Linked DNA regions of Homo sapiens: region 1 is linked to region 2. Evidence: chromatin loops called from intact Hi-C (ENCODE). Cell type or tissue: stomach. All regions are shown on one strand. Links, peaks and the distances in the headings refer to the core of each region. The heading gives the core; the rest is flanking DNA. Region 1 overlaps MICAL3 (microtubule associated monooxygenase, calponin and LIM domain containing 3). Region 2 overlaps MICAL3 (microtubule associated monooxygenase, calponin and LIM domain containing 3).

What was found. Hi-C counts contacts between places; a loop is a spot of excess contacts. Peaks named below come from ENCODE experiments on the same cell type or tissue, not always from the same donor. Only the 100,000 strongest peaks of a DNase experiment are listed, where the experiment ranks them.
Region 1: it touches region 2 in a loop (2.3-fold over the local background); 52 of 110 quality-filtered maps call a loop at or near these places.

Annotation. Positions count from the first base shown.
Region 1 is chr22:17,913,796-17,929,296 of GRCh38, forward strand. All of the region lies in intron 1 of MICAL3 (microtubule associated monooxygenase, calponin and LIM domain containing 3), which reads right to left. Among named protein-coding and RNA genes, the nearest start is that of MIR648, 59 kb to the right of the region's middle. In stomach, for the core only: no CTCF peak of the experiment used is centred there; DNase peaks (open chromatin) are centred at 4,016, 6,676 and 8,316; H3K4me3 peaks cover 570 bases; H3K27ac peaks cover 2,262 bases.
Region 2 is chr22:18,005,695-18,021,195 of GRCh38, forward strand. All of the region lies in intron 1 of MICAL3 (microtubule associated monooxygenase, calponin and LIM domain containing 3), which reads right to left. It also overlaps the pseudogene RHEBP3. Among named protein-coding and RNA genes, the nearest start is that of MICAL3, 11 kb to the right of the region's middle. In stomach, for the core only: no CTCF peak of the experiment used is centred there; no DNase peak of the experiment used is centred there.

The DNA of each region.
Region 1 (15,501 bases), core at 3,413-11,412, 93 kb before region 2:
GAAGTGACCTGACCTCTGCCTTGCAGTTCTGTCACCCCAAACACATTAAAATGTCTGAATCATAGCGAGGCACCCAATAAACACAATCACTGATGATGACGTCAACTCACGTTCAAAGTAACCCCCAAAACAAGCAATCAAGAAGAATGCCTGAGGCTCACCATCCTACAGTCTCCTCATCTGTAAAATGAAAATCACAGGGTTTTGTAGGAAGTAAGGTAACGAATGTAAAATGTTTATCAGTGCCAGGAACAGAGCAAGGACCAACCCACAGTAGCGCTGTTATCATCCAGCAGTTTATCAATAAACTCCAGCAATGAAAGCGCATACTCAGTCTAAATAAAAACGGAACAACAGGGTTCAGATGGTTTTGTTTTTTGAAGGAAAGAAAAATGGTTTGGAACTTTCTCTGCTCCATTATCACTCTTCCCCTCTCCACTCCATCTGTTCTAGAAAGCGTGAGAATGGCATTGGGTGGAGGGGGGTGCTAAAGGAGTAAGATCTGTGTAAGTCCTGCTAAACTGTAGTGTTAAACAAGACAGATAGAAGATACTGAGTCGTTACTACTCGGTGCCACATCCACGCCTATGGCATCTTCACCACCATCCCGCGAGGCAGGATGTATGACCTCCATTTTGCAGATGGGGAAAGGCATGTTTTGGGTCCAGACTTGTCCAATTGAGAGCCTAAGTCCTTAGCCATCATGAAAAACCACCTGAGAATACAGCTTGAGAAATGAAAGCTCATGAGAATGCATGCCTCCAGTCCCTAACCACCCGAGAGCAGGAACTTGCCTGCCAGGAAGATAGCTGCCCAGCTAGCAATGGATATGCAGTTTCAAGTAAATTTAGCAAGGACACACAATACAGGATTCTTTTTCTCCTCATGATTTATCACTGCATCTGCTCCTTTGAAATGGAGCCCTTTCCAAATGGCAGTGAGAGCAGTCTGGTTTCACAGTAATTCTTCTTACTGGCTGCCAAAAGGCTAAGCAACTAAAACAGTGCTAACACAGTATGTATCAGTTGGCATTCTGCGGCAGGCTCTTGCACCCCAGCCATCAGCAACGCCTATGAGGAGTCAATGACAAAACATTTTCCAATCACCTAATACTACTCCATCCATTGTAGGAGCTTGGGGAAGGACAGAAGGTGGACCTCAACCTGCCCACTGTCAACAGTACAGACCAAAAGACCCACACCTTCCTGACCCACTAATCTAAGAGCCCTGCCCTCAGGGGTGATGAAAGGCCTCTGGGTGGGGAGAAAGCCTCATTGAGGATGTGGGAAAACACAACCAAAGGAGAATCCCAAAAAAAAGCTGTTCTCCTCAAGGGCCGGAATCCAATCTATAACGTCGGTGCAGAAGTCAGTGCAGTTACTTTTGCCGTTACTTTTAATAGCAAAAACCGCACTGACTTTTGCACCAACCCAACACTCTGCTTAGCACCATGTACTCAGTTCCAGGCACACAGCAGGTGCTCAATAAGGTTCTGCTGATTAAAGGGCTACCCGGTCACCTACACTTGGGCAGACCCAGGAAGCTGGCTGGTTGGTAGGCCGTACAGGGCAACCTCCAGGCCACTGCACACAGGGACTCAGAGAATGCCAAGCCTCCAGCAGTCCGAAGGGAGAGAAATACCTCACGAGATGACCGGAGAACTTGTGGGAAACATGCAAGGTCCTACCAAGGCACTCGGGTCAGGTCGCTTCCTCCCTCTTGCAGGGGCAGAGCCTGCAGCTAAGGCTTTCCGACGCTGGCCCAAAACACAGCTGGCAGGAGACTAACCTGGAACAGAATATGGGGTTTCTCAGGTGTCTCGCCTGCCTGTCGTCACTGCCACAGAACCACAAAATACACTGCAGTCAAGGCTCAGCACCATCTGAAAGGTCATCTAGGCCCACCAGCCACCCCACACCTGCCTATCGATGACATGTCAACGGCACCAAGCTGAGCAGCTTGCAATCAATGTTCATTTCTCAAGGATTCGATTTCTGTGTAGAAGACCAAAATAGGCTGGGTGTGGCGACTGATGACTGTAAACCCAGCCCCTTGGGAGGCTGAAGCAGGAGGATTGCTTCAGAAGGAGTTCAAAACCAGACTGGGCAATATAGCAAGACCCTCATCTCTACAAAAAATTAAAAAATTAGCCAGGCATAGATGCACACCTGTCGTCCCAGCTACCCAGGAGGTCGAGGCTGCAGTGAACCATGGTTGCACCACTGCATTCCAGCCTGGGGATGGAGCGAGATCCAGTCTCAAAAAAAAAAAAAAAAAAAAAAAAACCCAAAAAGCAACAAAAAACAAAAACCAAAAAACGAAAACACAATTTCTCTTCTGCCATGGTTCTCAGTTTCTCCACCTTCTCGGCATTCTTCCGCAAGTTTCTATCGGTAATCAATGTCTATGCCCATATCATCTGCCTTCCCTCCAATGATAGCGAGCGACATCTGCCGCATGTCTCGCTGAAGCCAGCCTCTGCCTGTGCTTCTGATCCTGTCCCCGTTCTTACTCAAGCATGCTGCCTCCCACACTGGTCCCTTCCCTGCAGTGATCCTCCCTCACCCCACTGAACTGTCTTCAGCAAGGACACGTCTTTCAACACCCAGTCCTGACCCCACCCGCTCCAACTAACTTACTCTGCTCCCCTTGACAGCAAAACTCGCTGAAAGAATTGTCAATGCTTTGTTCACAACTTTCTCTTCTCCCACTATCTTTGAACCTCCAACAAGTAGACCTTGTCCTCAGCCCTCCACAGAAATGCCTCATCAAGGTCATGAATGACTTCCATGCTGTCCAATCCAATGATCAATTCTCAAACCTTGTTTTCCTCAACCTGTCTGCAGCACAAGTCACAGCTCACTACCGTCTGCCCCCCCACAACCCCACCGGCCTCCAGGACAAGGGGACACTACTCTCTGGGTCCTGCTGTGACCTCATAGCCCCTCTCTGCGTCCTTTGCTGGTCCCAGACCCATCCCAAGCCTCTGCACGTTGAAATGGCCCCGGAATCAACTCAGTCTCTGATCTCTTTTGAAACTACATCTCCTTCTACATCAGTGGCTTTTAAACTGTGATCTGCAGTTTAAAAAAAGAAGTTTCATACTGTGATCTAGGACACAGCTCTCTTTTCACATAAATTTAATTTTTAAAAAATGTTTCATAGGGCAAAATTCCCCTATCAGTTGGCATAAAAGGAAACATTTTACAACAGCCCTTACTACCGAGATATTGTTTTCAATTCTATTTCGTTTTTTGAAAATTGCTGGTGCCCACTGTATTGACTTCATGACCCACGGAGACACAAGCCACTGTGAAAGCTGTGCCCTGGAGGATCCTCCCTCCCGTAGATTTATCTACACAGTATCAATAACCAATGGTGCCTTAATATTTATTTCCTCTCTCCTGAACTTGTGCGACCAATCACTTGTGTGACTTTTCTACCTGGATGTTTGACAGGCATCTCTAGCTTAAAGCACTGGAGGCAACACTCTGATGCCGCTCGCCAGAGCCTGTTCCTTCCCTAGTGTTCTGCATCTTGGTAAACAACACCGCCAGCTACCCGGACACTCAACCCAAAACCTTGCCCCCGTCTGCATTTCTGTCACATCCCACGGTCCGTTCTTCAGAAAATTCTGTGTTCTACCTTCAAATACAGCCAAATCCAACCACTTCTCACCATGTCTTCTCTATCATCCTCATTGAGACACCACCAGCTCTCACTTGCTCATTGCATGAGCCTCCCCTACTTCTGCTCCTCCAAACCCACCCTCCAGAATATTCCACAAAGCAGCCAGAGCATCCATTTAAAACACCCATCAGACACGTTGACTGCCACATCCCAGCCCCAGGTCAGATCCTGCCACCCTCCCCAACACCCTTAGGCCCAGCCACATGGCCTCTCTCCTGCTCACCAAGGCCTCCCTGGGCGGGGCTGCCCTGGCCAGCCATGCAGAGTGCCCCTCGCTCTTCAGGTCTTGGCTCACCTTATCAGAGAGAGCTCTGCTGACCACACCCAGGGAAGAAGGCCCCGCCCCTGCCCCGTCACTCTCGACCCACATCCTGTGGACACTGTGTACAAAGCATGTCCCTTCCCTCTATCTCCCCTGGCAGAGGTAAGCCCAGCTATGAGAAGGGAGTAGAGCATGAGCACACAGTGACTCCAGAGCCTTCTCCTGCTGAGGTGCCCATCCACAGCATGCCGCCCACCCGGATACACCTGCTTTGTCCTCAAGGACAATCAGGAATTGGTAAACTGTCTTCACTAAATTTCCTCAGCTGATTCAGCCATGACTTCCCATCTCAGCCAGCATAAAAGCAAATATAAAATAATGGCCTACAAGGCCCTATAAACGTGTCGTAAACATTTTGGTCTCAGGACTCCTTTATACACTTCAAAGCTAAGGAGGACCAGAGTTCGAGGCTGCAGTGAGCTACGATCATGCCACTGCACTCTGGCCTGGCGGACAGAACGAGACTGTCTCTTAAAAAAAAAACATTGAGGACCCAAAGAGCTATCAATATTTACTATATGTAAAATTAAGACTGAGACAAAATTTCAACATTAATTCACTTTAAAATAACAATTAACATATCTTAAGAAAAAAAAATTACTTTCCAAGACAGAAATTCAGTGAGAAGAGTGACAGTTTTCCACATTTCTGCAAATCTCTTTAATGTGTGGCAGCCAGATTCTCCTGCCTGCTCTGTCTGCAGCAGCAGCACATATCACGTAGCCTCTAGAAAAGGCCACTGTACACACCTGGGCAAACGAGGGTGGGAAAAGCACATAATAGCACTCAGTATTATTACAAAAACAGTTCTGACCTCATGGAGCGCCCCCCAGACCTGCACCCATACACACGCCTTCCCTCTGTTGCCTCCTTTCCTGCCGCCAGCCTCTCCATCCCTGCTGGCCGCAATGGCCTCCCCATGTTCCCCACCTACCAGACACCCTCTCACCTCAGCCTCCGCATCTGCAGCTCCTTTTGTCTAAAAATGCTCTTCCCTCCGATCCGTTCACTCAAAAGATACTAGTGAGCATCTATTATGGGCCGAGGACTCTTCTACGCTCCAGAAATAACAGCAGTGAACAGAGAAAACAAGCTCTGACTTCCAGGGCACGAGCCTTCTAATGCAGCTGACACATATATTCAAATGCCAGCTTCTCAGTGTGGACTTCCCTGGTCACATCGTTTAAACCTGCTCATCCTCTTTCCCTGGTTTTCTCCAAAGCACTTACCACAACTTGACATACTCCAAATGTTTTTGGTTTTTGTGGGTTTTTTTTTTTTTTGAGACAGGCTCACTCTGTCACCCAGCCTGGAGTGCAGTGGCATAATCATAGCTCAGTGCAGCTTCCTCAGCTCAGGCGATTCTCCTGCCTCAGGCTCCTGAGTAGCTGGGACCACAGGTGCACACCACCAAGCATAGCTAATTGTTTTTTACTTGTAGAGATAGGGCCTATGTTGCCCAGGCTAGTCTTGAACTCCTGGGCTTCAAGCAATCCTCTTGCCTTGGCCTCCCACTGGGATTACAGGTGTGAGCCACCACACTCAGCCTCTAAATGTTATTTACTTACAATCCATCTTTCTGCTACAATGTAAGTTCTGGAAGGGTGAGGATTTTTGCCATTTTATTCACTGTTGCGTCCTTGCACCTGGAACAGTCCCTGGACCACAACAGGTGGTGCACAGTGAGGACCACTTGATGAACAAACGGCTGTGTATATGAACTTCTCCAGGCAGAACTGAGTTAGGATATGAGACAGAAGTCGTATCAAATGAAAATGAACTGTGTGCTTTCAGGCAGTGGCACCAGGCTGGGAGTCACAGAGAATGGGACCCCTACAAGGAGAGTCCAGATGGCTTCTGCCCAGCGGGGGAGGTGCTCCCCTGGAGACCTGCCCTTTTTCCATGACCACGACCAGCCCTGGACCTGGCTCACACAGGCTCTGCCCAGCAGGCCCCACACCCAGCTCAGGACCTGTTCTTGCCATCAGAAGAGAGCCTGTCAGGAGCCAGGACCTGGAGGCAGCTTTGTTTCAATAGCCAAATAGCTTCAGTGTAACTGTTCCCTATAAAAAGAAACTGGTTTCTAAAGAACTGCGGTATCAGTGTCAGCAAATGCTATGCAACAGCCCCAGCCCACTACCCCAGAGACGAGTGAAGGACCCATAACACTTCTGATTCCAAGTTACCTGTATGGCTAACATCTGCATGAGAAAGCCACGAAGCTGCCACAAGCCCAGGTGTCAGACAAGGCAACATTTCTTCATTTGAGGCAGGAGGACACAGGACTCAAAGGGTTACTGCGCATTTCATACTTGCTGGGCGGTGACGGAGGAGGCAAGTGAGAGGGAAAGCTGCACGCGTGAAACGCCAGCCTTGGGAGTGGAATGGGGGTGGGACAAAAGCATATTTTCTGCAAGTCCCCGCAGTGAGGACTGATGTGGCTGTACCTGCCCCGTCATCTCCACCCATAGGTGGGGCCCCAATACTGCCTTCTACAATACCCCACTGGTTCCTCCAGCCTGACGCTGTGTCTTGGGGCCCCCAGCCCGTCCCCACCCTCCTAATGACCCTCTTCCGGTCATCTTTTCACTCCCTCTCCAATCTGGCCTCTGTCTCCAACACTCCACTGAGGGTGACGGTGGCTTTCAAGTGAGACAGGCTCAGACGCGTTCCGGTCTTATCTGGCTAGCTCCCTGGCTGCAGCGCTTCCTGGAACCCGCCCTCCCCTGGCTGTGCTCTGTCTCCTGCTTCTGCCCACTCTCCACACCGGCCTCCAGTCTCTCAGCTGCAATTCTTTCATCTGCCGCTCTCAAAAAATTGGATGGCCCTTGATTTTTATCATTCTGACCTTCCTCCAGAGATCCAAAGCTACTAAACATTTCCATTTAGCCATCCACAGGTGCCTCCCACCAAGGAAGTCTACCCCACACGGAGTCAAACCCACCACCCACCAAATGGAAATCTGGGGTCATCTCAGACCCTTCTCTGTTCTCCACTCCTCAACCCAATCTGCTGATTCTAACTTTAGAATGTTCATCTGCCTACCACAATCCTGGTGGAAGCCCCGAGATTCCCAGTGTGAAAGGAAAATAAATCTTGGGGCCCCAAACTCACTAAGCCAAAGGGAAAAGCCAAGCTGGGAAAGGGATCATGCAAACCCACCTTCCATTCTGGTTCCTAAATAAGATGACTACAAAGATGACTCCCTCGCATTTTGCCCACAAGGAAATTCCTTGTGGGCCCCAAGATCTTTACCCTAAAGCATTTCTGTTAAAATTCACCATGGCAATGTAAGTTGACAGCTTATCTTCACAGGTACGGGGACATAAGACAGAACTCAAAGTCATCTCTCTGCCCACCTGTGACAAAGGCATATCTGATTGTTTCCTCTGCTCTATTGTCTATGTTATCTCATGTAAAAAGGCAGATTCAGAGTCAAAGGCATGAATGACTATTTTTCCCTTCCCTCAACATGAAAACTGTGTATTTCACAATATCCCACTCTTTCTCCCTTAAATACTGAAGCTCTCAAAATCATCTTCGGAGAAAGGCATAGAACTGTCTCCCGGGTATGCAACCTTAACTTTGGCAAATGTATCTCTTAAAATGACTAAGACTTGAGACTGGCCTTGGTCATTTCCCTTGACTGACACTAGCTTGGACTAGCACAGCTGCCTCTTAATCTTTTCTTTTGTGTGTGTGATGGAGTCTTGCTCTGTTGCCCAGGCTGGAGTGCAGTGGTGCGATCTCAGCTCACTGCAACCTCCATCTTCAGGGTTCAAGTGATTCTCCTGCCTCAGCCTCCCTAGTAGCTGGGATTACAGGCATGTGCGACCACACCTGGATAATTTTCATATTTTTAGTAGAGACGGGATTTCACCATGTTGGCCAGGCTAGTCTCGAACTCTTGGCCTCAAGTGATCCACCCACCTCGGCTTCCCAAAGTGCTGGGATTACAGGTATGAGCCACCGCGCCCGGCTAGCTGTCCCTTAATCTAAACTCGCTCCAATACATCCTCCACGAGTGCCAGAGGGGTCTTTTGTAAGGGCCAATGTGACCCGTTTCAGCCTCTGCTGACACTAGGAAACAATCCAAACCCTCAGCAAGGCCCAAAAAGCTGACTTCTCTCACTACTATTAATAGATGCAACCCATCCTCTCAGGTTCCCAGCATGCACCACACTTTTACGTGTTCCTCACCTCTGCCGCCTCCTCACCTTTGCCTACAACGCCCCTCCTGCACTTGAGACTGCAGCTCAGCATTCCGGACCTCACTAAAGCGACCCCGCCCACCCCAGCCCCAAGCAGCCAATCACCTTTTCCCCTGTGTTCCCTCCCACCTGGGTGCGTGCCTCCCCTTCAACACTCCTCACTTGCTCTGGAATTAAGTCCAGGTCTGCCTACCCGTTTGTGTTTGGGTCTGGCTAGGTAGAGGAATTCACGTTCATGTTTGCACGTAGTACAGATGCGGGCAGATGCCAAGAAAGAAGGAAAAAGATAAACAGAAGTCTCGCCTGGGCCATAACATCTAATGTCACAGAACTACACAAAAGGAGAAAGGGCATTTGCATGATGATTAACTTGTTACTAACTTGTTGGACAATTTAGGGGGTGTAAGAAGGACCAGGAAGCAGCCACAGTTGAGTTCCCTAAGGCATATTAGGAGTCTGAATGGCTCCTAATTATGAAAACAACAGGACTGTTGTTTTCTGTTCACATTCCAGGATGATCCTCACCTTTTTCAGACACTAAGTCACTGGTATTATGATGTTGAAGCTCCCAAGAGTTAGAATGGCTGAAGGGAAGACTCATGCCCACAGGCTTCTTAGAGATGCAAATGGCTCGGGACGAAAGAAAACCAGGTTCAAGTGTATGCACCAGGGCACAGGCTTGGTGAGCACAGCCTTGTTCCAGGAGGGTCCTTATTCTCCAATAAGGTAGCTGTGCATGCTCAAACCCAAGCAGTGTGTCTTGGTTCCAAGCCACAGAAAGGAATGGGGAATGAGGGCTAGCTAGCTCCAAGGCCATGGTTTTCTTCAACTATTTTCATGGAGAAAATCTCAGTTGTTCTCTCCAAAGCAGAAATAAATCTAGACAACTGACCCTAAACCAGCTCAGTGGAATGTATTTTCCCTTGAAATTAGCTTAAAAGAGTATGGGACTTAGGCATGATTCATCAGTGGATCAAATGCTTCTCCAAGCCAAACCTCTCCCTCTGCTGATTCCCGCTGACCCCTGAGATCACTCCCCCAGCTACACCCCTCACCACACCACTTCCATGGGAAGGAGGATCCATTTGGTTGGAAATGAAACATTCAGAGAAAGTGAGTAACAAGCTTGCTTTCTTCTGCTCAAGGAATACTGCAAATTCCCCAAGCTACACTCAGGCAGGGTCTTGAAAGTCCACAGCCCACAACTTCTCCCCACTTATGCACCCCTTGCCCTAGGGGTGACCCTACCCTGTCCGGAGCATATTGAACTATAGCCAAAACTGTGGTTTCTTTTCTCCCAAAGACCAGTTGCCAAAAACCAACTGCCATGACCTCTCTGGGCTCCAAAATTCCAACTGCTCTGGGCTCCAAGCCAGCAACCTACCACATTTTTTTTCTACAGAAGACTTATTAATCTTTACTCAATTCAGCACCAATAAGATTAGCCAGTGTAGAGCCAGAGGGGCTACCAGCTCCATTCCACATCTACCCTGGACTAAGATGCCAGCACCTGATGGCCAAAAGGCCCAGGCCACCTTCTGGTACCTGCTGGGGCCCAGTGGCAGTCTCAGGTCCTGAGCTGGGCTTTGCCCACCCCTTGGTTTTCTAAAGCACTTGTCTAGTTTGCTACAGGCACAGGACTACTGTTCATTGGCCTGCTGGCTCTGGGATACACATTCTTTGGCTTGCTCCAAGGACTGAAACCTAAAATCTGGGCAAACCCCAGTGTTCCCTAAGGGATATTAGAAAGTGTTACTGCTGTGACCCTCTTGCCAACTGTGGCTTACACAAGTCTAACTCCAGGGAAGCCATCTGTGTTAGTCCATTCTCATGCTGCTAATAAAGACATATCTGAGACTGGGTAATTTATAAAGGAAAGAGGTTTAATTGACTCACAGTTCAGCACGGCTGGGGAGGACTCAAGGAACTTATGATCATAGTGGAAGGGGAAGCAAACACATCCTTCTTCACATGGCAGCAACAAGGAGAAGTGCAGCACGAAGAGGGAGAGAAGCCCCTTATAAAAGCATCAGATCTCAAGAGAACTCACTATCACAAGAAAAGCATGGAGGTAACCGCCTCCATGATTCAATTACCTCCCACCAGGTCCCTCCCACGACACGTGGGGAATATGGGAGCTACAATTCAGTATGAGATTTGGGTGGGTACACAGCCAAACCATATCACCATCCTTATGGGAAGGCCACCAAAGGACACCGTCAGTCCTCTCACAAATCCTGGAGAGCTCTGTGTCTGCAGTCAAGCTCCACAGACTCCAACTCACCAGGGCACAGCCAGCGGATCAGGCACATCTCACCCCTCGGACCAGTTCAGGTACAGATTAAATATACCGCCTTGAGAAATACCACTCACTGGGGCAAGGAAAAGCCAATGTACTCTGTTCAACTTAAATAAATATTTGATATAGATACAGGTTGGGCATCTCAAATCTGTAAATCCAAAACTGGAAATATTCCAAAATCTCAATGTTTTTGAGCATCAACAGGACACTCAAAGGAAACACTCAATGGAGCATTTCTGATGGCAGATTTTCCAATTAGGGATGCTCAACTGGTAGGTATAGTGCAAATATTCTAAAACCTGAAAAAAATATGAAATCCAAAACACATCTGATCCCAAGCATTTCAGAAGAGATATTCAACCTGTGCTAAACACCATGGACGTACTTTGTTAAAGGACCTTAATTAAGCAACCCTGTATTTCAGAAGACCTGCAACCAGAAGCCCCAGAGCATCTCAAGCCACAGTGTGAGAACAGCAGGTATTTCATAAACATTGCTGCAGGATGACATAGTAACATGCCCACAATAGCTCCAGTGCTCTGACCTTCCTTCCTCAGGGCAACTCAACCCACTGTTCACAGTAAGCTTCCATCCCTGCTGGCAACAGGTATTTCTTTATAACAACACAACAATGGCCTAACACACCCTGCAAACTGGGTGCCAACAGAACAATGAAATTGACCAAATAGCAACGGGGGGAAAGAGTCCTGGGATCCGAATAAGCCACAAACTGGATATTGGGCTCTGGATCCTGGAGAGCTACCCTCTGGCCAGAAACCAAAATGGGCTTGGCTCATTCCTGGTAAATATTCCAACCACACTAGGTGCCGAGCACCTGAGAGAGCAAGGGGAAGGGAGCCAGGTGAGAGCCACAAGCTGTACCAAGTTCCTGACATCAGGACCTCTGAAGGGCTCGGCCAGGAAACCAAAGGACTCAGAGCAGGGCTTCTGGCTCCCCAAAAACCACCACCAGGCCAGAAAAACATACTGTTCTCAGGACTGGAGGGCATGTTTTTCTATACCACTTGATTGCAGTATAACTTACAGACAATAAGAGTCACCCGTTTTCAGTGTACAATCAGTGATTTTTAGTAAATCTGCCAACTTGTGCAACCATCACCCTGGAGGGGATATTTAATATCTCCCAAACCTGAAGACGATTATGGTTCAGTCAGTTTTACGAGGAATGTGAAAAAAGAAGTTGATATCTACTTGTTGCTGCCAATTCAGCAACACGAAGGGAGCTCAGAGCAGGCAGAAAGCTGAGGAGGTCACAGCTATCTTGCCTCTGCCTGAAAAGCATTCATCTGGGCTTGGCTGGAGGACCTGGAAACTTAAACAATTTTTTTTTAAGTAACTCTTGTTGAGAATAGTGCTTCTCAAACTAAAATGAAGAACCCGTTCATCTGTCCATGTTTTCCCGGCACCCCTCCTTCCACAGTGTCGGAAGGGTACTACTGCACAAATCTCTCTTCACCATGACAGATCTTAGCACCACAGCCAAGGCATCAAACACGTTTCAGTTAAATCCTCAAACAGGCATTGTCCCTTCCTCCTGACAGCTGGGTGCTTTCAAAAATACTGTACAAAATGACAGGCTGTGAGTCCCAAACCCAAACATTTTCTAAATCACTGATCAAAGAAATAAAATAAAATTTATGAAAAAAAATGTTTTGACTTGGAAAACATAAACGCACAGGCATTTTAAGTGATGGTATCCATGGGACTGTAAGGTCTTACTGATGTCTTTCATCTTGACCTTGATGCTGGTCAAAGCTCTCAATTTTTCTTCATCAGTAGAACATGAGCAAAGATGCAATGAAAGGACAGTGGAATCAACAAAGCAGAACTGGTTAGAAGACTAAAGGTCTACAACTTCCCGATATACAATCCAACTTCCCTGAGTCCATTTCACCATCCTCAACCTTGGCATTCCAGGACGTCTGTGCCCTCCCAACAACAGCCTGGCTTGGAAAAGGAATATCCCAGGGGAGAAGCGTGAATCTGTAGAGTAACCGAAAAGCAAACCTGGTGGAGAACAAAGGATTATATAGCTGAACTCTCCTGCCCTGGTTTCTCTGTGCATGCTCCTCCGGCTTTTTATGCCACTTTCTAAGTAAAGAGGATGCTCAGGGCTCTGTCCTTGGCCCTCTTTCTATTTTGTTCTAGCACCATCTTTGTAACTGTCCCCTGGACATCTCCATCAGAATATGCCAGGGCATACATATTCTGCTCCAACTCAGGTTACTCAAAATAGAACCCCATCTTCCTTCCCAAACTTATGTCTCTCCCTGAATCTCAATTCTAGTAAAACTGCCATCTACCTAAGTCAGAACTCCAGGTGTTGGCCTCCACACCGCTCCTACTTCCCACTGCAAAAGGCCGGAGGCGTGGGCGTGCAGGCAACTGTACCATGCTAAGCATGGTGGGGAGGCAGCACAGTGCAGGGTATATTCGCATTTGCTCTTCCTAAATTCCTCGCCCATTTATTCCTTCCTTTCTAACGTCACTGCATTGGACTTCATTATCTCTACCTGGACCCTTGCAATAGTCTCTTAAATGTAGACCCTTCTTCAAGGTAATTTTGGTTTATTTTCTTATTGTGTTAAGATATATATAACATAAAAGTTGTTTTTAACCATTTTTAATTGTACAATTCAGTGGTATTAAATCCATTCACAATGTTGCACAACCATCGCCACTGTCTATCTCCAGAACTTTTTTGTCATCCGCAACAGAAACTCTGTACCCATTAAACACTGGCTCCCCATTTCCCCTTCCTCAGCCCATGGTTGTCACCATTCTACTCTGGCTCTATGAATCTGTCTATTCCAGGTACCTCATATAAGTAGAATCATGTATTTGTCTCTCTGTGTCTGGCTTATTTCACTTAGTATAAGGGCTTCAAGGTTCATCCACATTGTAACATATACCATGACCTCATTCATTTTTATGGCTGAATAATAATTCCATTGTAGTCCACATTGCATTTAGTTTCTCCATTCACCCATCAATGGACAACTGGGCTGTTTCTACCTTCTGACTACTGTGCACAATGCTGCCATAAACATGGGGACACAAATACACCCTGCTCAAGTGTGCAATTCCCATACTATGTTTCTTCCAAAGTGATCTTTCTAAACAAATCTACTTAAGCCACCCCCTTGCTTACACTTTGAAAGACACCATTTCTCTACCAGGCTAACCTTGGGGCTGCAGGTCCTGCTTCACCTCCACCCTCATCACCTTAACCTCCCAACACCCCTGTACTCAGCCCCCGACATCTGCCTGCTGCTCCAGGAACACCCATGTTCTTTCCAGCACAGTTTCTTTTCACAGCCTAGAACACACTTTCCCCACCCGTGCACACACTTCTCTGAACCTCTGCTTGTCCTCTGAGCTGCTTCAGTCTTCTCTGAACTAAGGCAGATGACAAATATGAACCTCCTCATCCATCGGGGCTTTAGGGCCACATCTCCAAGCCCTTCTCAGAACAACTTTGCCCTTCCCTTCTTCCTACACCCAGATCTTACCTCTGTTCTCCAAGCACCTCCCACCAGGTGCTGGGCTCCTACAAGACAGCAAGTGGCTCTGCGTCTGGTTTCTATTCCCAGCATTTAGCAGCGCCAGAACCACAACACACACTCAGATCTTTGGGGAGTGAATTAAAGGTTTGGCTTCTGACTGTATACTCTGAGCACTCGAGATAAATTGGGTTTTATTTACATGTGTCTTGCCATACTTTACTATATGCAGCATAGCGTGGTGGACACATTCACCCACTGCAGGAACGCTACCTGATGCGAGGAATAGTACTGTTAGAAACACCTGTCCGTGGGCCGGGCGCGGTGGCTCATGCCTGTAATCCCAGCACTTTGGGAGGCCGAGGCGGGCGCATCACGAGGTCAGGAGATCGAGACCATCCTGGCTAACACGGTGAAACCCCGCCTCTACTAAAAATACAAAAAATTAGCGGGGCGTGGTGGCGGGCATCTGTAGTCCCAGCTACTCAGGAGGCTGAGGCAGGAGAATGGCGTGAACCCGGGAGGCGGAGCTTGCAGTGAGCCAAGATTGCACCACTGCACACCAGCCTGGGCGAAACAGCAAGACTCCGTCTCAAAAAAAAAGAAAGAAAGAAAGAAAGAAAGAAACACCTGTCTGCATGCGTCTTCATGTAGTGTATGAGATATATCTAGTGTGGTGAACACATTCACTCACTGAGATAAGACTACTGTGATTCACATGTGCAAGGAGCACTTAAGAAACATAAAGCCAACTTTACGTAATGCAGTACATGCACCACGCTTTGGTGGACACATTCACTCCTTGAAATAACACTGCCCTGATACGATGAACAACCAGAACACTTAGATGTTTCATACCGTGGCTTTATATATTGTGTTACATGCCCCATAGGGGGGTGACCATAATCACTGTAATGACACAACCCTGATGTGACAAATGACTGGCACCCTTAGAACTTTTTTTTCTTAAGACGGAGTCTCACTCTGTCACCCAGGCTGGAGTGCAGTGTCGTGATCTCCGCTCACTGCAAGCTCCACCTCCCGGGTTCACGCCTTTCTCCTGCCTCAGCCTCCCAAGTAGCTGGGACTACAGGCGCCCGCCACCACGCCTGGCTAATTTTTGTATTTTTAGTAGAGATGGGGTTTCACTGTGTTAGCCAGGATGGTCTCGAACTCCTGACCTTGTGATCTGCCCGCCTCGGCCTCCCAAAGTGCTGGGATTACAAGCATGAGCCACGGTGCCCGGCCCTTTTTTTTTTTTTTCCTTTTTTAAAGAAAGAGTCTCCCTCTGTCTGCCAGGCTGGAGTGTAGTGATGCCATCATAGCTCACCGTAACCTCAAACTCCTGGGTCAAACAATTCCCCCTACCTCAGCCTCCCAAGTAGATGGAACTACAGATGTGCACCACCACGCCTGGCTAATTTTTTTTTTTTTTTTTTTTAGAGGCAAAGT
Region 2 (15,501 bases), core at 4,729-12,728:
AGGCCACAAAACTGCCCCGTACCGCTGGAGTGCTGGTGGCTAGAATTAGCCCCATGTCAATGAAGAAGGGACTTCTGTGTGCAATGCTGCTGCCGACCAGTTTGGGAAAGTTCTCAACTGGCTGTTTAGCAAACTATCCTGCTCCACCGGCAGTTTTAACACTCCCCTGCAAATACAGGCTGGGCTCATTATTTCTTCTTTTTCAACTGTTGACATCCTCACAGGGTTGGAGAGCCTAGCAAAATTGTGTGGGAGCAGCAAACTTTTAATATTGATTAAGCAGCCTGAACAAGGTGATTGTGAGGCCAATACTTCTGAGTTGTTCTTTGCCAGGTCCAGCCATAGTCAATCAAGTTAATTCTCACTCCCATAGCTCTCTCTTTTCTCATCCCCAGAGAGCTCTAAAATGTCTCTGCTTATCTGAGTGCTTTCTTTATGCATTCAAACATTTATTGGGCACCCACTACAAGCAAAGAACTGGCAGCTTGTGTGGGGTTATCCTGATGGATCCGCACATGAAGTGTGTACTTAGTGCATGGGGTGATTAAATATCAGACCCCCTTCCGTAAGGAAGGAATCTGCCTGAGAACCTCAGAGAGTGCAAGTGGATCCCATCTACGGCGAAATGTAGGTGCTCACGTTGGGAAGTCTGCCCCCCTAGTAGGAGAAGGAGCACTAGGTTGAGAAATGGCCCTGGGTTGGGGAGATGGGCAGTGTCCTGCGGAGGTGGAGAGTGCCCAGAAATAACTGGACACTTAGTAAACAATAGGGAGAATCATCTAATTCAATCCGCAATGGAGCCGGTAGAAGATTTGTGGAATATGCTATCTTATTTTCAATTTAAAAAATATTTTCTGGGCTGGTGACGGTGGCTCATGCCTCTAATCTCAGCAGTTTGGGAGGTCGAGAAGGGCAGATCACCTGAGGTCAGGAGTTTGAGACCAGCCTGACCAACATGGAGAAACCCCGTCTCTACTAAAAATACAAAATTAGCCAGGCGTGGTGGTGTATGCCTATAATCCCAGCTACTGGGGAGGCTGAGGCAGGAGAATCGCTTGAACCTGGGAGGTGGAGGTTGTGATGAGCCGTGATTGTGCCATTGCACTCCAGCGTGGGCAACAAGAGCGAAACTCTGTCACACACACACACACAAAAAAATTCTGATTTCTTTTTTTGTTTTGAGACGGAGTCCCTCTCAGCCACCCGGACTGGAGTGCAGTGGTGCAATCTCTGCTCACAGCAACCATCATCTTCTGGGTTCAAGCGATTCTCTCGTCTCAGCCAACTGAGTAGCTGAGATTACAGGCACCCGCCATCATGCCCGGCTAATTTTTGTATTTTAGTAAAGACAGGGTTTCACCATGTTGGCCAGGCTGGTCTTGAACTCCTGACCTCAGGTGAACTGCCCTCCTCAGCCTCCCAAAGTGCTAGGATTACAGGCGTGAGCCACCGCGCCCGGCCAATTTTCTGATTTCAAAAGTAATACATGTTCATTGTAAAAGAATTTTTTAAATAAAGTACAAAAAATAAAAATACCCATTACGTTCACCAGCATATCATTGTTACCATTTTGATGTATGTGTTTTCTTGTATTTTTCTGTGTACATGTGTCATATATCTTCTTTTTCTGTATTATCTTTTTAACAAAATTTGATCAAACTGCTTTGCAATCTACTTTTCTACTTAATAGGCTAGGAATTTTCCTATGCTATTCTACATTACTTAAAACATGATGGTTTTTTTTTTCTTTTTTAGAGTCAGGGTCTTGTTCTATTTTCCAGGCTGGAGTGCAGTGGCACAGTCATAGTTCACTGCAGCCTTGCACTCCTGGGCTCAAGTGATCCTCCCACATCAGCCTCCCAAAGTGCTAGGATTCCAGGCCTGAGCCACTATGCTCAGTTTTGTTTTTGTTTTTGACTTAAACCAGTTTTGATCAGCTATCTACCACTGGCTAGCAAAGTAAAAAATGCATGATGGGGCCGGGTGCTGTGGCTCACGCCTGTAATCCCAGCACTTTGGGAGGCCGAGGCGGGTGGATCATGAGGTCAGGTGATCGGGACCATCCTGGCTAACAAAAAATTAGCCGGGCATGGTGGCGGGTGCCTGTAGTCACAGCTACTCGGGAGGCTGAGGCAGGAGAATGGCGTGAACCCGGGGGGTGGAGCTTGCAGTGAGCCGAGATCGCACCACTGCACTCCAGCCTGGACGACAGAGCGAGACTCCATCTCAAAAAAAAAAAAAAAAAAAAAAAAAAATGCATGATGGGCTGGGTACGGTGGTTCCCGCCTGTAATCTCAGCACTTCGGGAGGCTGAAGCAGGTGGATCACTTGAGGTCAGGAGTTCGAGACCAGCCTGGCCAACATGGTGAAATACTAAAATACTAAAAATACAAAATTAGCCTGGCATGGTGGCAGCCTGCCTGTGATCCCAGCTACTCAGGAGGCTGAGGCAGGAGAATCGCTTGAACCCAGGAGGTGGAGATTGCAGTAGCAGAGATCGTGCCATTGCACTCCAGCCTGGGTAAAAAGAGCGAAACTCCACCTCAGAAAAAAAAAGCATGGTGCAATAGGAGCTCAGTCCATCCCTTCCAAGCATTCCAAATAGCACACCCGTGACTGCCACCAGTTCAGTTTATCATGAACCCCAAGGGCATTCAGCTTTAAGCAATCTCCAGGGAAATCCCAAGCCATGTGTAGTCTAATGGCCCCCAGGATGCCTGGACTGGCTCAAAAGCCCATCCCATCCTATCCATTGGATGAGAGAGTCAAGAAGGAAGAACAGAGTGGTTTAGAACAAATTGATTCCTGGGCTGCATTCATAGTCCTGTGGACCTACTGAAGACATGAAAGGCTCCATGTTCTTGCCCCTCTTCTACACGAAGGGACTGGTTTGGAACCAACTTAATCTTCTGTAGAAAAGCTAAGAAGATCCATGGATTGGGATGTCTTAGAGCTCGAAGACATCATTCTAGGTTCTGGGGTTTATTTCTAGGCTAATATCTCATAGTGAGGTTTAAGAAAATTACATATCTTTTACTTTTTAACTAATTCCAGACTGATTTGCATGTTTTCACCCTGCCAGGAAGAAGGAAATTAAGATTGGGTGTGGTGGCTCCACCCGTAGTCCCGGCACTTTGGGAGGCCAAGGTGGGAGGATCACTTGAGCTGAGGAGTTTGAGGCTGAGCACCACTACACTCCAGCCTGGGCGACACAGCGAGAGGCTGTCTCTTCAAAAAAGGGAAATTAAAACGCAACTTGACAAAGTTGCAAATCTACTTCTGCATTAGTTTCTCACAATATAATGGTTCAAAATTGGGTGATTTTTCCCCTAACTGATTGGCATGTGTATGTTCAGCAGTAGCCAGAAATTCTATGCAGTGGAAACAGACAAAACCAAGATGGGACTATGCAGAAGAAATCTCTAGTTACCAAGGCACTGCAAAATAAAGTCTACAATTGCACATCACAATCATCACCAAAACAGAGATTTCTAGAGTCCTTCTGTAACTCGCAGAAGACTCCTTCCCTAAGCCAATTTGGCCTGGATTCTTGAAAGTCTCTGGGAAACACGGCAAATTTTATAAACAGGGTTTTTCTGGACTTATATTCTCATATTCACTACATCTAAGAAAAATTTATAAAATATATATTATATATAAAGATATATTAAAATACACACACACACACATTCTGTAGGACTTGATTCTTTGAACACAGACCTTAGAGCTCTGTGCTCTGCACTAGACAGGAGTAAATGCTATACCTCTGCAGAACTAAAACAAGTAAACTTGCCCTTGTCATTGGTTCCTTTTGCAGTGAGGAGGGGAAGTCTTTCTAGTCCTACCTTCCTCCACTGCTCAGACATGTTGCTATTAAAGATAAAAGCAGTAGGCTAGGCATAGTGGCTCACGCCTGTAATCCCAGAATTTTGGGAGGCCGAGGCAGGAGGATCAGCTAAAGCCAGGAGTTTCAGACCAGCCTGGGCAACAAAGCAAGAGCCTGTTTCTATAAAAAACACAAAACTTAGCTGGGCCTGGTGGTGCATGCCTGTAGTCCCAGATACTCAGGAGGCTGAGGCAGGAGGATTGCCTGAGCCCAGGAGGTGGAGGCTGCTGCGAGCTATGATGAGGCCAACTGCACTCTTGTCTGGGTAACAGAGTGGGACCCTGTCTTTAAAAAAACTAATAATAAAAAAAAAAAACACTGGCTTCAAAATTACATGTGGTCAAATTCAGCCCAATTGGGTTCTATCTGAATATGACTTATTTTACACAGCTCTGTTTTCAACTGTGAAACAGAAAATGACAGAGGGAAAGGACTGAGGGAAGGGAAGGGAGGGGAGGGAGGGAAGCAGGGAGAAAGCATATGATACTTCCCATTTAGGAAGTGGAATAGCGGTAGAAGAGGCCCTGATAAAGCCTCAGAATGGAACTAATGAACTTGAAACCGCCAGCATGCACATCGGCATTTTCAGATTTCAGAGAAGATGCACCTGAGGGGAGGAGCCTCTTGTAGGGAAGGGAAAGATGTCAAGCCTTCCTTTGTCCTGTGCACAGGACAGACTCCAAATCCTTCTCTTCGCTCCCATTTGAGATCATGTGAACTTCTGTTTGATTTAAGCATCTGAGTCTTTTTCTTTCATTCATCCCTTGGTGTCTGTGATGGGCAAGGCACTTGTCTGGTTGCTGAGAGCTGTGCAGAGGACAATTAGACATGGTGTCTGACCTTAAGGAGCTAACAATAGTGCAGGGAAAGTGAGACTTGGATAGAGAGAGTCTTTGTCAGGTGGAAAGTGCTGTCTCAGACTGAGAAGCCTTCCATCTAAGAGAGCAGGGAACGTTCTATAGAGGAGGGGGTATTTGAGAGGTCCCTCAAAAGAATGGTAGGATTTCATGGGGAGATGAAAAAGGTATTCTAAGAAGTGAGCTTCCCCTTTTCTTTTCTTAGCTCCCACTGGCAGAAAAGGAGCAGAGTTCCTTCCACCTTGAGCCAGAGATTTTCAGGCAAAGCACCTCACTGCCGGGAGGTGGAGACCTGGAGGGTTAGAAAGAAGGAGAATTGAGAAGGATAAATACTAACATGTTCATAGCCAGGTGAATAGAGGGATGGGTGGGGAGTTGGGTGTTTCAAAATTATATTCATTTTGCTTATTTGTACTTTTTCATTTGGGAAGAGAATGGGGTATGCCTTTCCCCATACTTTTGTAATGGGGAAAAAATAAACACAATTGTAAAATAGCAGCCCTTCCCTGGCAACAAAAAGAAAAAACAAACAGGAAGAAAAGAAAAGCGATTGAGAAGAACCTGCATATCTCTTTGAGACTGAATGTCTCCTCTGTGCTCTGGCAGCCTCAGCGATCACAGGCCTGCAGTGCTGCTTTTGGCCCTGCTTGGAAACCCCCATGTGAGCACCAGCAATTGCAGCTCGGCCTCCAGGGACTGTATCACACCACAATCATTGATTTTCATAATCAATGCCATCATTGACAAGTAGGCAGAGAGATAAATGCTCTAAAATCATCTAGGCCCCTTGGGCCAGATGTTCCCAGCCTTATCAAGAAGAGAAGCTGGCTGGGCGCAGTGGCTCATGCCTGTAATCCCAGCACTTTGGGAGGCCTAGGAAGGCGGATCACCTGAGGTCGGAGTTCGAGACCAGCCTGATCAACGTGGTGAAACCCCATCTCTACTAAAAAATACAAAACTAGCCAGGCATGGTGGCACACGCCTGTAATCCCAGCTACTCGGGAGGCTGAGGCAGGAGAATGGCTTGAACCTCCCAGGAGGCGGAGGTTGCGGTGAGCCGAGATCACTTGCAGTGAGCCGAGATCACGCCATTGCACTCCAGCCTGGGCAACAAGAGTGAGACTCCGTCTAAAAATATATATATAAATAAAGGCCAGGCGCGGTGGCTCACACCTGTAATCCCAGCACTTTGGGAGGCCAAGGCAGGCAGATCACGAGGTCAGGAGATCGAGACCATCCTGGCTAACACGGTAAAAATATTACTATATTATAGTAAATATACTAATTAAATATACAAAAAAAAAATTAGCTGGGTGTGGTGGTGGGTGCCTCTAGTCCCAGCTACTTGGGAGGCTGAGGCAGGAGAATGGCGTGAACCTGGGAGGTGGAGCTTGCAGTGAGCCGAGATCGCACCACTGCACTCCAGCCTGGGCGACGGAGCGAGACTCTGTCTCAAAAAATAATAATAATAATAAAATAAATAAATAATAAAAAATTTTTTAAAAAAGAACTTAGAGCAGGGTCTGGTGGCTCACACCTGTAATCCTAGCACTTTGAAAGGCCAAGGTGGGCAGATCACCTGAGGTCAGGAGTTCAAGACCAGCCTGGGCAACAGGGTGAAACCCCGTCTCTACTAAAAATAGAAAAATTAGCCAGGTATGGTGGCGGGAGCCTATAATCCCAGCTTCTCAGGAGGCTGAGGCAGAAGAATCACTTGAACTTGGGAGACGAAGTTTGCAGTGAGCAGAGATTGTGCCACTGCACTCAATCCTGGGCGACAAAGCAAGGCTCTGACTCAAAAAAAATTAATAAATAAGAAGAGAAGTTACTTTTTGTTTCCTGAAAAGCTTCACTTCCTGACAATGAAGGCCCTGAGGAGCGAGTGGACAGCTGGCAGCTGGCAGTCATCAGTGGGGAAAGGCAGAGGTACCACTGTTGACTCTACTGGGCCTCAGGCCTCGGCCCTCATGGGGAGGGACCCTCTTTCAAACTTTTGGAGGGGTAAGGGAGGGCCAGACAGTGCTGAGACCAAGGCGATAGTGGTGGGCGGGGGGCCTGAAGTTCCATCATCTAATTGGGCTTCTTCACGGGTGCATTGCCCATAAGTGCCATATTGATTCCCTCAGCTCCCAGGGCTGCCAGATAGGGCCGGGGCGGCCAGAGCCTCCCAGCCAGTCTCCTCCTGCAGGAGCACCTTGTCAGTTTACCTCAGATATTTGCTGCTCAAATACCATCTTCTGTGTGTATCACAACATGACACGCCTACGAAGAATGCTGAGCTAGGATTTCTAGATGTACTGTTACATGGTGATTTACTGGTCTGGAATTGCTGCCTTGCAGGAGGTCAGGTGAAAACACTACCAGCAAAACCAAGCATTTATGGAGCCACTCCCTTGTACCAGGTCCTGGGCTGGGATGTCTGACTGCATCAGCTCCACGGTGGTAACTGTGGCTTTAGCCTGCCCAGCATTCAGACCCCCTTGCTTGGTAACAGTGCCTACATCTTAGCTTCTATTGTGGAAACTACCTTTCCCCCACTGCATGCAGGTCTGGTGGGCATGGGGATGGAGGCACCTTGCTCTCCATCCATGAGGAAGGCAGCACATGGTCCAGCCTCATCTAGTCTGACCTCTCTTCCTGGAAGTTGAGTGTCAAGCAGGGAGCCGCAGAACTGAAAACAACCGGAGCTGCTTCATGCAGTCAAGAATCCCCTGAAGAAAGAAGGCAGTTACCTCCCTATTCTTGAGATCTCTTCAGCTGGCCTGGCTCTCATCCTTTCCAAGACCTGGCTGTTTGCTTTGCATTCAGTTATATGAGCTAATTCATATCCTTCTAATAAATGTCTTCCATCCTTCTCCAAAGTTAGCCCTAGAGCATATTGCTGTTGTTTACAATCAGAAAGCCCTAGAGGTGTACTCTCTAATTCTCTTAATAACCTCATTTTTCTGTCATTACTCCTGTTTTAGTACAGGTAGCTGAGCTTCAGAGAAGTTAAAAGATGTGCCCAAGGTGGCACAGCTAATGAGTGTCACAGTCAGAATCTGAACCCAAGTCTGTCTGATGTGGGGTCATGACAAGAGCATGGGTTTTCTTGGGAGAGAAAAATGACTTCAAATCCCCACTTCCCACATAAAAATGCACAATGGGTGTAGCAATGCCGAAGCCACAGAGCTGTTGAGGGTGGATGGAGGTGACGCATAGGAAAGCACATGGCCTAGGGTATGTGCTTAGTAAACAGAAATGCCTGTCCCTAAGAATGAAAATTATTTTATCTGCATAGTAAATTAAAGCAATTGGCACTTTTAGTCCAAAGATTACTGCTTCTGAGTTGATCCAAATACAATCTCTCTATCTCCCTCCCCCTCTATTTTTTTAAAAAGAGAAACAAGGTCTTGCTATGTTGCCCAGGCTGGCATGCAGTGGTACAATAACAGCTCACTGTACCCTTGAACTCCTGGGCTCAAGCAATCTTCTCACCTCAGCCTCCCCAGTAGCTGGAACTATAGGTGTGTGCCACCACACCTAATTTTTAAAGTTTTTGTAGAAACGGGGTCTTACCATGTTGCCCAGGCTGGTATCAAACTCCTGGCCTCAAGGAGTCCACCCACCTCAGCCTCCCAAAGTTCTGGGATTATAGTCATGAGCCATCATGCCCGACCTCTCTCTCTCCCTCTCTTAGACACACACACACACACACACACACACATTTCTTGGTTTCCTGTCTGTGGAAGTCCTACCAGAAAATTCAGATGCCCTTAGGAAAAAGAGCACAGGGTGCGCATAATACAATCGAATTCTCCCATCCAACATGCCTTGGGAGAAGGAATAGAGTAAGAATTTTCATTCCTGTGAAGGATGATGAAAATGAGGCACTAAGACACTAAATATTTATCTCGAGGTTATGTAGCAAACCAAAGGTTCAGGAGAACCCAGGAACTGTATATTAGGCCATTCGATCTGAAAATACCAGAGCCTGGAAGGAAGAGAACAGCTTTTCCAAGTTGTTGGATTTGTTCCTTCTCTTACCTTCTTCCCCTTCCCTGTTTCCCACTTCAAAAGAAAAAGCTCCATCACTTAAACATCTACATTAGGCACATTTCTAAAAAAGCTTCCCCAGAGCTCTGTTCATTACATACCCTTCTTTCCCCTAGGAGTTGTGACCTACTTAAAATATTCTTACAATTCTCTTAATGGGGGAAAAAGTCCCCAAAGATATGTTCCCTATGCTGGAAAAATTAAAGTCCTAAAAATAAGCAGTTAAAGAGAAAGTGTTAGGCCAGGTGCAGTGGCTCATGCCTGTAATCCCAGCAATTTGGGAGGCTGAGGCAGGTGGAGCACGAGGTCAGGAGATCGAGACCATCCTAGCTAACACGGTGAAACCCCATCTCTACTAAAAATACAAAAAATTAGCCAGGCGTGGTGGCGGGTGCCTGTAGCCCCAGCTACTCGGGAGGCTGAGGCAGGAGAATGGCATGAACCCAGAAGCTTGCAGTGAGCCGACATTGCGCTACTGCACTCCAGCCTGGGCGACAGAGTGAGACTCCATCTCAAAAAAAAAAAAGAGAAAGTGTTGCTTGTACTAAGATTTCTGATGCTTTTTCAGAGATAAATTCAAGTTTTCCCAGGCCTGTGATTGTGAAAAGTACAACTAAAAGATGGCCTTGGCATTTATTCAGCAGTCAGTAGATATTCACAAACTACCTGCCGTAAGCAAGGACTTCACCAAAGTTAAATGACAGCAAGAGGAAAGAAAACCCACACAGCTTGGATTTATTCAACATAATTGTGACTCTTGGGATTCTTCTGGTTTCTGGGGCTAATAAAAAACATTCTACTTTGTAATATATCATAATTTCTGAGATTTCTCTTTTCTTCTACATTCATTTCTTCCAATCTCGAAGGTTTTATTTGAGGGTGCTTTGTTATTGAAAAGGCAGTATAATAACAGCAAGAGAATTTTACAAATTTAAGATTTAAGACTCATCTTTTTTTTTTTTTTTTTTTTGAGATGGAGTCTCACTCTGGAGTGCAGTGGTGTGATCTTGGCTCACTGCAACCTCTGCCTTGTGGGTTCAAGTGATTCTCCTGCCTCTGCCTCCCAAGTAGCTGGGATTACAGGTGACTGCCAGCACACTCGGCTAATTTTTGTATTTTTAGTAGAGACGGGGTTTCACCATGCTAGCCAGCTGATCTCGAACTCCTGACCTCAGGTGATCTGCCTGTCATGGCCTCCGACCACGCGCGACCCTAAGACTCATCTCTAATCCATCACTTCAGCACAGCTATGGCACAGGCACACAGATTATTACAGTTATGAACATGATGTGCTTGCTATGTTCTATTCGCTATTGTTCCTTTTATCAAAAGTATTTTCCATGTTTCTTTCTACATGCCTCTTGATTTAGGCTTTGGTTGTGAATGCAAGATATTCCATTGTATAATGTACCAACAAAATTTTAAACTGTCCCTATAATATTAGACATTTCAGTGATTTCTACTTATTTCTATTATAACCAACACAACAGAGGGTATTTTTTATGCATCTGAAATTTAAAAAACCTTTGTTAACTAACTTTATTGGGATAAATTCCTGGGTCTGGTAATTATATGGCTTTTCCTATATAGTGGTAGTAATTTTATGGCTTTTCCCATATATTATCATGTTGCATTCCCCACAAATGTTATCAATTTATAATGCAACCCACAATAAATATGGAATTTTACTGTAACCTCAATAGCATTATGTTGCGGTTTTGAAAAATTATTAACCATTAGCAAGAAGCATAACAGTATAATGGTGTTGTAATTTGCACTTTTGATTGCTATCAACAGTGAACACATATCAATGTTTTGTTCATTGCATTGCCTCATGTAGATGAATTTCTTTTTATGAACTGTGAATTTATCCCTGGAGAGTTGTTTTTTGTCCTCCAGTCAGGTTTATTCAGGTATAATTCACATATCAAAAAGTTATTCTTTTTCGTGTGCAGTTCTATGACTTTTAACAACTATAGACAGGTCACTGAATGGTTCTATGATCCTGAAAAGTCTCCCTCTGTGCCTTTGTAGTCACATTCTCCCTCCAAACAGCCCTTGGCAATCACTCTTCTATTTTCTTTCCCTGTAGTTTCAACTTTTCCAGAGTGTTATATAATTGGAATCATATAGTAGACAGTTATGCACAGAATTGTAATGTTTTAAAACTCTTTAAAATGTTTCTAGGCCGGGTGCGGTGGCTCACGCCTGTAATCCCAGCACTTTGAGAGGCCGAGGCAGGCGGATCACGAGGTCAGGAGATCAAGACCATCCTGGCTAACACAGTGAAACCCCGTCTCTACTAAAAATACAAAAACTTAGCCGGGGGTGGTGGTGGGCGCCTGTAGACCCAGCTACTCGGGAGGCTGAGGCAGGAGAATGGCGTGAACCCGGGAGGCGGAGCTCGCAGTGAACCAAGATTGCTTCACTGCACTCCGGCCTGGGTGACAGAGCCAGACTCTGTCTCAAAAAAAAAAAAAAGTTTCTTTTCTTTCTGCAGTATTCAAAATGCTTTATTAAAGGTTTGGTTCAACATCAAAAGAGCAGTATGTAGTGGGGGGAACAGAAATTGTAACTAATTTACCACTAACTTTCTTGCACCACCACACTCAGGAAAAAAGCCGTATAGAACCTGGCCTTCCAAAGGCCCAAGTCAGTCCTTGAGTCTCTGCCTCTCCCTTGTCCACAATCCCATGCCCATTCTCCTTTTTTGAAATGAATTATTGGTTTAACAGAGGTTAACTTTTTTTTTTTTTTTGAGACGGAGTCTCGCTCTTCTTGCCTAGGCTGGCGTGCAATGGCGCAATCTCGGCTCACTGCAACCTCTACTTCCCAGGTTCAAGTGATTCTCCTGCCTCAGCCTCCTGAGTAGCTGGGATTACAGGTGCCTGATACCATGCCTGGCTAATTTTTTTTATTTTTTTAGTGGAGATGCGGTTTCACAATGTTGGCCAGGCTGGTCTTGAACTCATGACCTTGTGATCCACCCACCTCCGCCTCCCAAAGTGCTGGGATTACAGGCATGAGCCACCGTGCCTGGCCTAACAGAGGTTAACTTTTAATTTGTAATATATAATGCAAATATTTCCCCCACTCTGTTCCTTTTTCATTTGATAGAATTTTTTTTTCTTGAGACAGAGTGTCACTCTGTCACCTGGGCTGGAGTACAGTGGTGTGATCTCAGCTCACTGCAACCTCTGCCTCCCGGGTTCAAGTGATTCTCCTGCCTCTGCCTCCCGAGTAGCTGGGATTACAGGTACCCGCCACCACACCCGGCTAATTTTTTTTTTTTTTTTGAGATGGAGTCTTGCTCTGTCACCCAGGCTGGAGTGCAGTGGCTCGATCTCCGCTCACTGCAAGCTCCGCCTCCCAGGTTCACGCCATTCTCCTGCCTCGGCCTCCCGAGTAGCTGGTACTACAGGTGCCCGCCACCACGCCCGGCTCATTTTTTGTATTTTTAGTAGAGATGAGGTTTCACCATGTTAGCCAGGATGGTCTCGATCTCCTGACCTCGTGATCCACCTGCCTCGGCCTCCCACAGTGCTGGGATTACAGGCATGCCACCGCGCCCGGCCGTATTTTTAATAGAGAAGGGGTTTCACCATGTTGGCCAGGCTGGTCTTGAACTCCTGACCTCGTGATCCGCCTGCCTCGGCCTCCCAAATTGCTGGGATTACAAGCGTGAGCCACTGCGCCCAGCCGATAGAAATTTTAAATTTAAATGAACACAGTTTTCCCCCATGGATTCTTTTAACTTGAAAATTATCCATAGATCTAAAATATATTGAATTCTATTTTTTTGCTAGCTCTTGAAGAATTTGACCTTTTAATATTTCATTTTGATTCAACTCCAATTTCTGTCGGTATTTGCTCAAGGTAACGACTTTAAAAGTTTCTTGACCATGATTCATAATAAGAAATATATTTTGCATCACGATTCAGTGTACACAACAAAAATATACATATACAGGCTGGACATGGTGGCTCACACCTGTAATCCCAGCACTTTGGGAGGCCAAGGCAGGTGGATCACCCGAGGTCAGGAGTTTGAGACCAGCCTGGCCAACATGGTAACCCCATGTCTACTAAAAATACAAAAATTAGCAGGGTATGGTGGTGGGCACCTGTGGTCCCAGCTACTTGGGAGGCTGAGGCAGGAGAATCACTTGAACCTGGGAGGCGGAGGTTGTAGTGAGTCAAGATTGTACCACTGCACTCCAGCCTGGGTGACAAAGACTCTGTCTCAAGAAAAAAATAAAAATAAAAAATATCTATCTATCTATCTATCTATCTATCTACACACACACACACATACACACATACACACACACACACAGTATACAAAACTGAAACACAAATCTCAGGACACAAATCTTCCCTTCACTACACGTATACACTCTGGTATTTTCTATTCTTTCTTTTTAAAATGGCCCACCTGGCCAGGCACAGTGGCTCACGCCTATAATACCAGTACTTTGGGAGGCCGAGGAGGGTGGATCACTTGAGCCCAGGAGTTGGAGGCCAGCCTGGAGAACATGGCGAAACCCTGTCTGTACAAAAAAATACAAAAATTAGCTAGGCATGGTGATGCATGCCTGTAGTTCCAGCTACTCAGGAGGATGAGGTGGGAGCATCGCTTGAGTTGGGAGTTCAAGGCTGCAGTGAGCTGAGATCACAACACTACTGCACTCCAGCTTGGGTGACAGAGGGAGACCCTGTCTCAAAAAAAAAAGGACCCACCCAAGATCAATATTCCATTATTCCCCAGACAAACTCCATAGACATTAATGGTTGTATTATTGTGTATTCTGCCACATCAATGAAAAGTTCTGAAGTGATTACAGTTATCCATGGCAAATCATTGGATATGGTGGGGAAAGTGGAAATATCTATTATGTCGGTTGGAAATAAGAAAGACCTGCATATGAAAAGGGTGATCAGATCGAGCGCAGTGTCTCACGCCGGTAATCCCGGCACTTTGGGAGGCCAAGGCAGGCAGATCACCTGAGGTCAGGAGGTCGAGACCAGCCTGGCCAACGTGGCGAAACCCTGTCTCTACTAAAAATACAAAAATTAGCTGGGCATGGTGGCACACGCCTGTAATCCCAGCTACTCAGGAGGTTGAGGCAGGAGAATTGCCTGAGCCTGGGAGGCGGAGGTTGCAGTGAGCTGAGATCGCGCCATTGCACTCCAGCCTGGATGACAGAGCAAGACTCTGTCTCAAAAATTAAAAAAAAAGAAAAAGAAAAAAAGGGTGATCAGGGAAGCTTTGGCAGAATCTTGGAATGCGGCTTTTTTGGAATTTTCTACTAGAGAAAATGAGAATGCTGCTGATTTTTTTTTTTTTTTTTTTTTTTTTGAGATGGAGTCTTGCTGTCGCCCAGGCTGGAGTGCAGTGGCGCGATCTCGGCTCACTGCAGGCTCCGCCCCCCGGGGTTCACGCCATTCTCCTGCCTCAGCCTCCCGAGTAGGTGGGACTACAGGTGCCCGCCACCTCGCCCAGCTAATTTTTTTGTATTTTTAGTAAAGACGGGGTTTCACTGTGTCAGCCAGGATGGTCTCGATCTCCTGACCTCGTGATCTGCCCGTCTAGGCCTCCCAAAGTGCTGGGATTACAGGTGTGAGCCACCGCGCCCGGCCAGCTGCTGATGTTTTTAAGAGGACAATTTTAGAGGCAGATAAAATTGACAGGGCAGCTTCCCAATGAAAATCTTCGTGCTCAGTGATATGATTCTACTGCAAAACCTGAGGACACTGGGAATATCTTCCACCTGAAGAAACAAACTCCCATCATCCTTTAAGATAAACTACACTTCTTTTTCCTTCTCTTAACCTGAAAGATATATTTTGGGTCAGAGATCCTCTCCCTTCAGATTATGTTAAATTCTGACTGTCCAAACGAGTGCACTTCCATTTTCAAATTTTAAGCAATCATATTTTCAATTTATATATGGTATTTCTTAATATTATGACCAAGAGTTTTATCGGCATTAATTTTTCAGTGTAGTTTGTTGTTTAAAATAATGTAATCATCAAAATATATTGTTACACTACTATTAACCAGGCTTCAATATATCAGTGTTTATTTCATGGTGCTAAATGTATACTTTCAAATAAAATGGCTGTAAACCTTTAAAAAGTAAAAAAAAAAAAAAAAAAATAGGCTGGGTGCAGTGGCTCACACCTGTAATCCCAGCACTTTGGGAGGCTGAGGCAGGCAGATCACTTGAGGCAGGAGTTCGACACCAGCCTGGCCAACATGGTAACCCCATCTCTATTAAAAATACAAAAATTAGCCGGGTATGGTGGTGGGCACCTGTGGTCCCAGCTACTTGGGAGGCTGAGGCACAAGAATCACTTGAACCTGGGAAGCGGAGGCTGCAGTGAGCCAAGATCTCATCACTGAACTCCAGCCTGGGTGACAGGGTGAGACCCTGTCTCAAATAAATAAATAAATAAATAAATAAATAAATAAATAAATAAATAAATAAATAAAATGGCCCACCAAGTTGATTTCATGACTCACTGATGAGTCACAATCCACAGTTTAAAAAAGTGTGAAAAGGGAATTTATTAAAGCCACACAATGTCTCCACTAGTCCCACTCTGAGTTTAGGTAGCACCCTAAAGATGAACTGATATACATGGGTTAAGCTGGATCAACTGGACATTTTCCCCCAGTGGCCTGTGCCATAAATTGCCCTTTTCAGAGAATAGATATTG